Regions from separate parts of the Homo sapiens genome. Here all the other regions are linked to region 2. Evidence: chromatin contacts called from ENCODE Hi-C data. All regions are on one chromosome and are shown on one strand. The core of a region is the stretch at or near the end of the contact, and the rest is flanking DNA. Distances in the headings are between cores, read along the strand shown. Region 1 has its middle 35 kb from the start of ATP8B1. Region 2 holds the start of MBD2 (methyl-CpG binding domain protein 2). Region 3 has its middle 44 kb from the start of MEX3C.

The links. A loop is a pair of places that touch in the nucleus more often than their neighbours do. Pooled maps may share reads with other maps.
Region 1: a loop to region 2 is called in a pooled map, with 5 times the contacts of the local background. The contact joins the enhancer-like site here to the promoter of MBD2 in region 2. A Hi-C loop is called at or near these places in 2 of 37 single-sample maps with no recorded cell type and 2 of 50 pooled maps.
Region 3: a pooled map shows a loop between it and region 2 (6-fold over the local background). The contact joins the enhancer-like site here to the promoter of MBD2 in region 2. A Hi-C loop is called at or near these places in 5 of 50 pooled maps.

The regions. Positions count from the first base shown.
Region 1 is chr18:57,836,629-57,839,328 of GRCh38, reverse strand. It overlaps the pseudogene RSL24D1P11. Among named protein-coding and RNA genes, the nearest start is that of ATP8B1, 35 kb to the right of the region's middle. Within about 2 kb of position 1,313, at least 3 of the 41 ENCODE cell types and tissues checked have a DNase peak (open chromatin) inside an H3K27ac peak, as active enhancers do.
Region 2 is chr18:54,223,394-54,226,093 of GRCh38, reverse strand. MBD2 (methyl-CpG binding domain protein 2) reads left to right here and starts at 1,425. Exons shown (of 7, transcript NM_003927.5): 1 at 1,425-2,076. The coding sequence starts at 1,535. RefSeq lists enhancers at 1-41, 42-584 and a silencer at 1,335-1,724.
Region 3 is chr18:51,152,555-51,155,361 of GRCh38, reverse strand. No RefSeq gene overlaps it. Among named protein-coding and RNA genes, the nearest start is that of MEX3C, 44 kb to the left of the region's middle. RefSeq lists an enhancer at 1,027-1,156. Within about 2 kb of position 1,266, at least 9 of the 41 ENCODE cell types and tissues checked have a DNase peak (open chromatin) inside an H3K27ac peak, as active enhancers do.

The sequences.
Region 1 (2,700 bases), core at 64-2,563, 3.6 Mb before region 2:
CTGCAAAGAATATTTTATTTTATACATCACTAGCCATGATTTTTTGCCATTAGTGATTATACAAATGCTGTCTAGTCCATTATCCAGATGACATAACCATTTTACGTCCACAATTCACTTCTACAGTTATAAGTAGAATTTTCGTGATTTACATAAGTACACATATCAGTGAAGATTTAATACTGAGATGCAATCTAACATCCGTAATATCTTGTGTTTTGTAGATGGCAGTGTAGGAGAGATATATTTTAATCACTTTTCATTTAAATGAACTTATGTAAAAAATAAACTAATAATTTAGCAGTTCCAAGTCTCCAAAGGGCATTTTCAAATGTCCATAAAATAAATGGTTACAGAAATGTTTAAGAAGCATCTTCATGTCCACATCCTGTTGTAACTGCTGTACCATTTTCTCTTCCAACTCCTTCCCTTTGCCTGCAAGACGGGCTTGGGTAAGATGGATGCTTTGCTTGACTTCTTTGATATCCTGAACTTTCTGTAGCTCTTTATTTTTCTTCAATCTGTTCATTATAAATTTAGCTTGGTGTTTCTGTTTGATCTCTTCAACTCTCTTCATTGCATCAATAGTTTTATTCCATAGCTCTCGCTGGTATTTGATAAGTTCATTTCTATGTTTGTCAAATTCAAATGAATTATCTACTGTAAGCTCTTTACCAGCTGCTTTCTGGAATGGTTTGGTCCGCCTAACTTTGCGAGGATTGCACTTCTTTTTAAAGTGTTTATGACATTTAGATTTACAAAATCCGAACACTTTGCAATCGTTGTGGATGAACAACATGTCATAGCCAGGGTAGATGGGCCCCGAACAGAAATAACACTTCTCGATGCGCATGTTGAACCCGTGTGGTTCCCCACTGACCACACGCTAAGCTTGAGAGCCCAACTACAATTTCTTTTTTGACTTTTCATTTTGAAATAATGATAGAGTCACCAGAAGGTTCAAAGAAAGTGTACAGGGAGGCCCAGTGTACCCTATACCTAGCCTCCTTCAGTGGTGGTAACATCTTGAATAATTACAGTACAAAATCAAAATCAGGAAATTGACATTGAAATGCTCCACAGAGCTGATTCAGATTTCATTGTTTTTATAAGCACACACGTGTGTACTTCTATACAATCTTATTACGAGTGTAGCTTCCTGTAACCACCAACACAATCGAGATACACAACTGTGCCATCACTACAAGGCTGCCTCATGCTGTAACTGCCCAGCGGGTTCACCCTGCTCACTGCCTAGACAGAGCTGTTTTATCAAGATAGGGGAATTTCTACAGAGAAAGAGTCATTCATGCAGAGCTGTCTGTGTGGGAGACCAGAGTTTCATTATTACTCAAATCAGTCTCCCTGAGCATTCGGGGATCAGAATTTTTTTTTTTCTTTTGAGACGGAGTCTCGCTCTGTCGCCTAGGCTGGAGTGCAGTGGCGCAATCTCGGCTCACTGCAAGCTCCGCCTCCCGGGTTCATGCCATTCTCCTGCCTCAGCCTCCCAAGTAGCTGGGACTATAGGCGCCTGCCACTGCGCCCGGCTGATTTTTTGTATTTTTAGTAGAGAGGGGGTTTCACCGTGTTAGCCAGGATGGTCTCGATCTCCTGACCTCGTGATCTGCCCACCTCGGCCTCCCAAAGTGCTGGGATTACAGGCTTGAGCCACTGTGCCTGGCCTATTTTTTTTTTTTTTTTTTTTGAGACAGAGTCTTGCTCTGCCGCCCAGGCTGAAGTGCAGTGACGCGATCTTTGCCCCCTGCAACCTCCGCCTCCGAGGTTCAAGCCATTCTCCTGCCTCAGCCTCCTGAATGGCTGGGATTATTGGCGCCTGCCATCACTCCCAGCTAATTTTTGTATTTTTTAGTAGTGACGGGGTTTTGACATGTTGGCCAGCCTGGTCTCAAACCCCTGACCTCAGGTGATCTGCCCGCCTTGGCCTCCCAAGGTGTTAGGATTACAGATGTGAGCCACTGTGCCTGGCCAAGTGTTTAGCTTTTTAAGAAACTGATATTTTCCAGAGTGGCTATGCTATTTACATTACTATAAATGTAGGGAAATAGATAATTTTCTCTCAATCTTTCATAATTCTTAGTTGGGATGGGCCACTGTAACAAAAAACAGATTAAAAAGAGACAAATAAACAGAAGATTATTAACATGTATACCTCGTGTAGTATACAGGGAGATACCCAGAGAAATTGGTAAATTTCAAAGAGGTGGCTTTGAACTCACACTTAAATGCCATGTCTGCTGAAACAAAAAGAAGGGTGTAGGGAAAGTTGATTATGCTCAGGAAAAACTGGCAAATAAGAGTAAGATTTGTTATGGAGATTTAAGTCAGTGCCTTCTCCATCAATAAAGGATAACTGTCTCCAGTGACTTAGAGTCATCCTGTCCTCCTGGGGTAATGTGGATGATAAGGTAACTTCCACTCTGTTTTCAGAGCTTCTCCTGTGGTTGCAGTTTCCCAAAATAATCAGCTCAAAATAGAGAGGGGAGAGGAGAGAAAGAGAAGGAGAGTTATCATAAGGAATTGGCTTATGTGATTGTGGAGGCCGAGAAGTCCCACCATCTGCCATCTGCAAGCTGGCAGCTGGGGAAAGCCAGGGGTATCATTCAATCTGAGTCCAAAGGCCTGAGAACCAGGGGAGCTGATGATGTAAACTGCAGTCTGAGGGAAGGAGAGAGTGATATT
Region 2 (2,700 bases), core at 176-2,675:
GTGCAGTGGCGTGATCCAGTTCACTGCAAGCTCCGCCTCCCGGGTTCACGCCATTCTCCTGCCTCAGCCTCCGGAGCAGCTGGGACTACGGGCGCCCGCCACCACGCCCAGCCAATTTTCTGCATTTTTAGTAGAGACGGAGTTTCATCGTGTTAGCCAGGCTGGTCTTGAACTCCTGACCTCAGGTGATCTGCCCGCCTCTGCCTCCCAAAGTGTTGGGATTACAGGCGTGAGCCACCGCGCCCGGCCCACAGATGACTTCTAAATGAATGTCTCCAGTACTGATCTCCTCAGAACTCATTTCTTGATGATTTTTTACATTCACATTTCTAAATTTCTTGTAGGAAACCACAAATTAGTGTCTTTCAACTAAAGGACATTAAAAGAAGACTAAGGTCAGGTTTAGAGACAGACAAGTTTGTGTGTATGAGTTAATGTTTGCATATACTGCAAAGATAAACCAAATTAATTTTAGATTTTTGTTGCTTTATATTAATCAACTTTTTCTATACGTTAAACTTGGTCCTCAGTTTTTAGGGCATATGAGTATAGAAACCCAAGATAGCTTATCATCAGGCTGATAACATGTGCTTTACATTTTTCAATCTTCCAAATATTTCATAATATATTATCTTGAATATCAATAGCACACTTCTATAAGTGTTCGACAACTTATAGAAAATATGCATTTCTAAAATTCAAGTTGGCAGACCGAAAAGAATACCACACAGTTTCCTAAAGGCTTGTGACAGTAAGTTAGGCTGGACTTTCAACATAATGGAATATTTACCAAATAAAAGGCCACTGATTTTTGTATTAGACAAAGACATCTGGAAATTTCTAGATGGATTTAGGGATTCTGGTCATTCTAAGGAGAATCTAGAGGTAAGCCCCATCTGACTCATGGGCATATTCCAAGTTATCATTTCCTTTCCTACATCCTTACAAGGTTCCAGGAGAATCTGTCAATGGCTCTGAAGCCAGGCTCAGGAGGGAACTGGTATTCAGCGAATGGGACACTTTGCTTCATTCCTTCATTATAAGCTCCCCTGCAAGCTTTGTGCAGAGGGGCGGGAAAAGGGGCTATCACCCCCTTAAATGAATAGCCGAGTTGGTATGTAATATAAGATCTATTTTGCTTGTTATTCATTAATTGGGAAGCAAACATAGGTAAAATCACATAATGGTGGAGGTTACCCCGTTTGAAACAAACTAACCACAGTCACTATGACACCCCCAGCTGGTGGCTAGCCCGACCAACCTTCCCAGCTCCGCGCGCCCAGTGGGGGCCGGAAAAGCGCGGGAGGGGGCGTGGCCCCGAGAAGGCGGAGACAAGATGGCCGCCCATAGCGCTTGGAGGACCTAAGAGGCGGTGGCCGGGGCCACGCCCCGGGCAGGAGGGCCGCTCTGTGCGCGCCCGCTCTATGATGCTTGCGCGCGTCCCCCGCGCGCCGCGCTGCGGGCGGGGCGGGTCTCCGGGATTCCAAGGGCTCGGTTACGGAAGAAGCGCAGCGCCGGCTGGGGAGGGGGCTGGATGCGCGCGCACCCGGGGGGAGGCCGCTGCTGCCCGGAGCAGGAGGAGGGGGAGAGTGCGGCGGGCGGCAGCGGCGCTGGCGGCGACTCCGCCATAGAGCAGGGGGGCCAGGGCAGCGCGCTCGCCCCGTCCCCGGTGAGCGGCGTGCGCAGGGAAGGCGCTCGGGGCGGCGGCCGTGGCCGGGGGCGGTGGAAGCAGGCGGGCCGGGGCGGCGGCGTCTGTGGCCGTGGCCGGGGCCGGGGCCGTGGCCGGGGACGGGGACGGGGCCGGGGCCGGGGCCGCGGCCGTCCCCCGAGTGGCGGCAGCGGCCTTGGCGGCGACGGCGGCGGCTGCGGCGGCGGCGGCAGCGGTGGCGGCGGCGCCCCCCGGCGGGAGCCGGTCCCTTTCCCGTCGGGGAGCGCGGGGCCGGGGCCCAGGGGACCCCGGGCCACGGAGAGCGGGAAGAGGATGGATTGCCCGGCCCTCCCCCCCGGATGGAAGAAGGAGGAAGTGATCCGAAAATCTGGGCTAAGTGCTGGCAAGAGCGATGTCTACTACTTCAGGTACCTCCCTGGGGGCGGGGAGGGGGTGGCGGGGTCAGGCCGGGGTCAGGGGTCAAGAGCGGGCCTGGGCAGAGGATGAGCGCTGGGGCCCGGGGGGCATGTGGCAGGGACAGGCTGGTTTGGTGGTGGAAGGTGGCGGAACCCTTGGGTGAGAGTTGACCCCAGTGCGGTGGGAGGCAGTGTCAAAAGGTGAGGGCCCGCAGGAGGGCATCTTATGTGGAAGGCGTCGGGGAAGATGGTTTGCGAAGAAAGGGTTAGCCTGGCAGGGATGGTTAGTCCACTGAAGGGTTAAAAGGAGGTGTAATTCATCGAAACTATAAAACCCAGTCACTGTTGGCTCCTGTCCCAGCCTGTCCCAGATTCATCATCACAAGTGTTAAGCATGCACATGTGGAAGAATGAGCTATCTACAGTAACAAGGTTTCATTTACTTCATCCAAGAAAGTTTTGTATAAAGCAGCTATTTGGAATGCCTGAAGTTTTTTTGGAACTTCTTGGTATTGCAGAATATACTCTTTTGAAACTGACACACTGTACTAAGTTTTTAGACTCCTAGACCAAAATTTGCTCCCCAGGGAACATTTGTCAATGTCTGGAGACATTTTCGGTTCTCACACCTGGGGA
Region 3 (2,807 bases), core at 17-2,516, 3.1 Mb after region 2:
GGAAAGAAAGAAAAAAAAAAAAAAGAAAGGCAAATTCTCTGTTCCATTCCAGGCCCAATGGATCAGAAACTTTGTGGGTGGGCCTGAGATCCACTTGGCTGGATCAGGGGTCCCTGAGTTTTTGTATTGCCTGCCCTGACCACAGGACAAAAAGTTGTTCATGTACCCAAACATTCTGATTATTTAATTTTATAAATTACTTCTGCATACTTCCGTGTGACATTGCACTATCATGCTATTATTTTTTAACATCCAAAAAAGAAGAGTAAAAAGGATGAGATAAAGGTGAAATTAAAAATATTTTAAATGTCTTATTACCCTCTCTTGGCACAATACGCACTTCAGACAACATCCAACCAGAATGATTATGGATGTAAAGCCGTATTTCAAATAGTCTTCTGGATGATTGCAATTTCAGCCAACTCTTCAAGGTCTGAGGAAAGTGCTGCTGTTTTCATTTCATAACGTGGCTGGGGGCAGAGGAGGGAGGGTCAGCTCTGCCATGTGGGGGCTGCGTGGTATGATTTCATATTAGTGTTATCTTCAGTCCAAGATTTCTTTTCAACATTGTTTTAAAGCCACTTATCCTTTTTGGGAGCCTTAGTTGACTTAAAAATAGATAATAGAATATCTAAATTCCCTTTGGTGGGCACTATGTAAGTTGCAATTTGATGAAATCCCCGCTCTTCCTCCCACAAAGTACTCCTCCTACACAGCCGTCTAAGGCACGTGAGTCCCTCAACGTTCAAAATTACTAACATTGCACAGCTTTTTCTTTCATGTTGGAAGCAAAATGTTAATCTGAGTAGATGCACTATTATTTTTCTTTCCTTAAGCCCTCTGGGATGTATGTACTCCACTTTGGAGACCCCTGCTCCAGACTGAACACATCACCCCTCCACTTCCCTTGAAAGCCCTGTGGAGTCCCTCAAGAGATTTCATCAATCCAGAGGCTCAGCCAACAGCTGCACAGTTTGCCTAAGGAAGGCTCAGTCCAGGGGGCTCGCAGGAGACCACATATCCCCCTTTCCTCCGTGACTAGTCCACCCTGAGTTTCTGTTACCACTCAAGAGGCTCAGACACAGGAGTGTGGAGTCTCGCCCGCAGCCAGCATGGCAGGGGCAGCTGCTAGACAGCCCCAGGCAGGCGGCACTGGGCCCTGACCCCACATGCCAGGCCCTATCCAGCGGCTACCACAGGCAGTGGGCCAAGGGGCTTTCCCTGTGGGCAGCCCCAGCTGGCGGGCGAAGGCTGGGGGAATACGAGGTAGGGGCAGCTGCGACACCAGCTTCTTGTGGCATTTCTGAAATCTCATTTCCTGCCATAATTCTGAAGCAGGTGTTTCTGTTTTTTAGAGCGTCTTCAGTTGCTATTCTGGTCGTGTGAGTCGCTAGTTTTTTCCAAAGACTGAACTGCTATTTTTTCCTCTGGTGGAGGCATGGTGAGCAGCTGGTCCCCCCACCAGGATCAGTTGGGTAGCAGGCCAGCCCCCCTCGGCCAGCCCTGGCCTGGGGGCATGGGGACCCTTCACAGACTGAGTTGAGGAGCCACAGGGGAGCAGGGAGTACCGTCCGCTGAGCGGCCACCCAGCACTTTGTGTTTCAGTTCGCACTGAGCATGTAGTGTGCACCTGCCTTGCCCAGGAGAAGCAAAACAAAAACAAGCCAGGTCCCCAGCGCCTGTCTGGGGGACCTCAGCCCCACAGGGCATTGGGAGTGGCTGGAGTCAAACCCAGGCCTAGGGAGAGGCAGGTAAAGAGCTTCTTAAGTGAAATACCAGGGTCTCAAATCCAAGAATTTTAGATCTGGAGTTTCCAAACACCCTGAGACTCATACCAGACACATTCAGTAGGTCCTCTCTACAAGACTTTTAGTTTTCATTTGAATTAAAGTCTTAAAAATTAATGTAAACACATCTGACATCAGATGATCATCTCACAACTCTCACAACTAAGTATGTCTAGAGATCTCAGAGCCAAATAGTAGTAATTTTATAGGACGGAGCAGAGGATTTCATTTGTAAACGCCACAATAGTGTTCTGTATAGTGAAATGTTGCAATTTTTCCAATAGAGGCAAGATTTGGAAGAGCCCCATCATCAGACCACACAGCCTGGGTATCACTGAGTGCAGCATTCATGGTGTTTGAGTTCAGAAAAACAACATAGCAAGTCACATTAATGTGCTAACAAGTTCGGGTGGTTTTTCAGGAACTTTTGGTGTTTTCTTTGTACACTGATTTTGGTTTTAGAATTACTTAAGAGCCATTAAAATATATAGAAGTTAAATAATTTTATGGCTGGGTGCGGTGGCTCACACCTGTAATCCCAGCACTTTGGGAGGCCAAGGCGGGCGGATCACGAGGTCAGGAAATCGAGACCATCCTGGCTAATACGGTGAAACACCGTCTCTACTAAAAATATAAACAATTAGCCAGGCATTGGGGTGCATGCCTGTAATCCCAGCTACTGGGGAGGCTGAGGCAGGAGAATGGCGTGAACCCAGGAGGCGCAGTTTGCGGTGAGCCGAGATCGCGCCACTGCACTCCAGCCTGGGCGACAAAGCAAGACACCTTCTCAAAAAATAAAAATAAAAAATTATGTTCGTACTTATTTAAGTAATATGATAAACAAAATAATTTCAGTCATCCCTAGGGAATCATACGATTTCTGGTTTCCTTTGTGTAACAGAGGTTTGTACCTGACTCCGATGTAAAAACCATTACTCTCATGTTTGAATCAGATAGCTAGAATTATCTACAACAAAGGCTCATGCTGGAAGAATTAAAGCGAGGTCTTTCAGGGCTTAG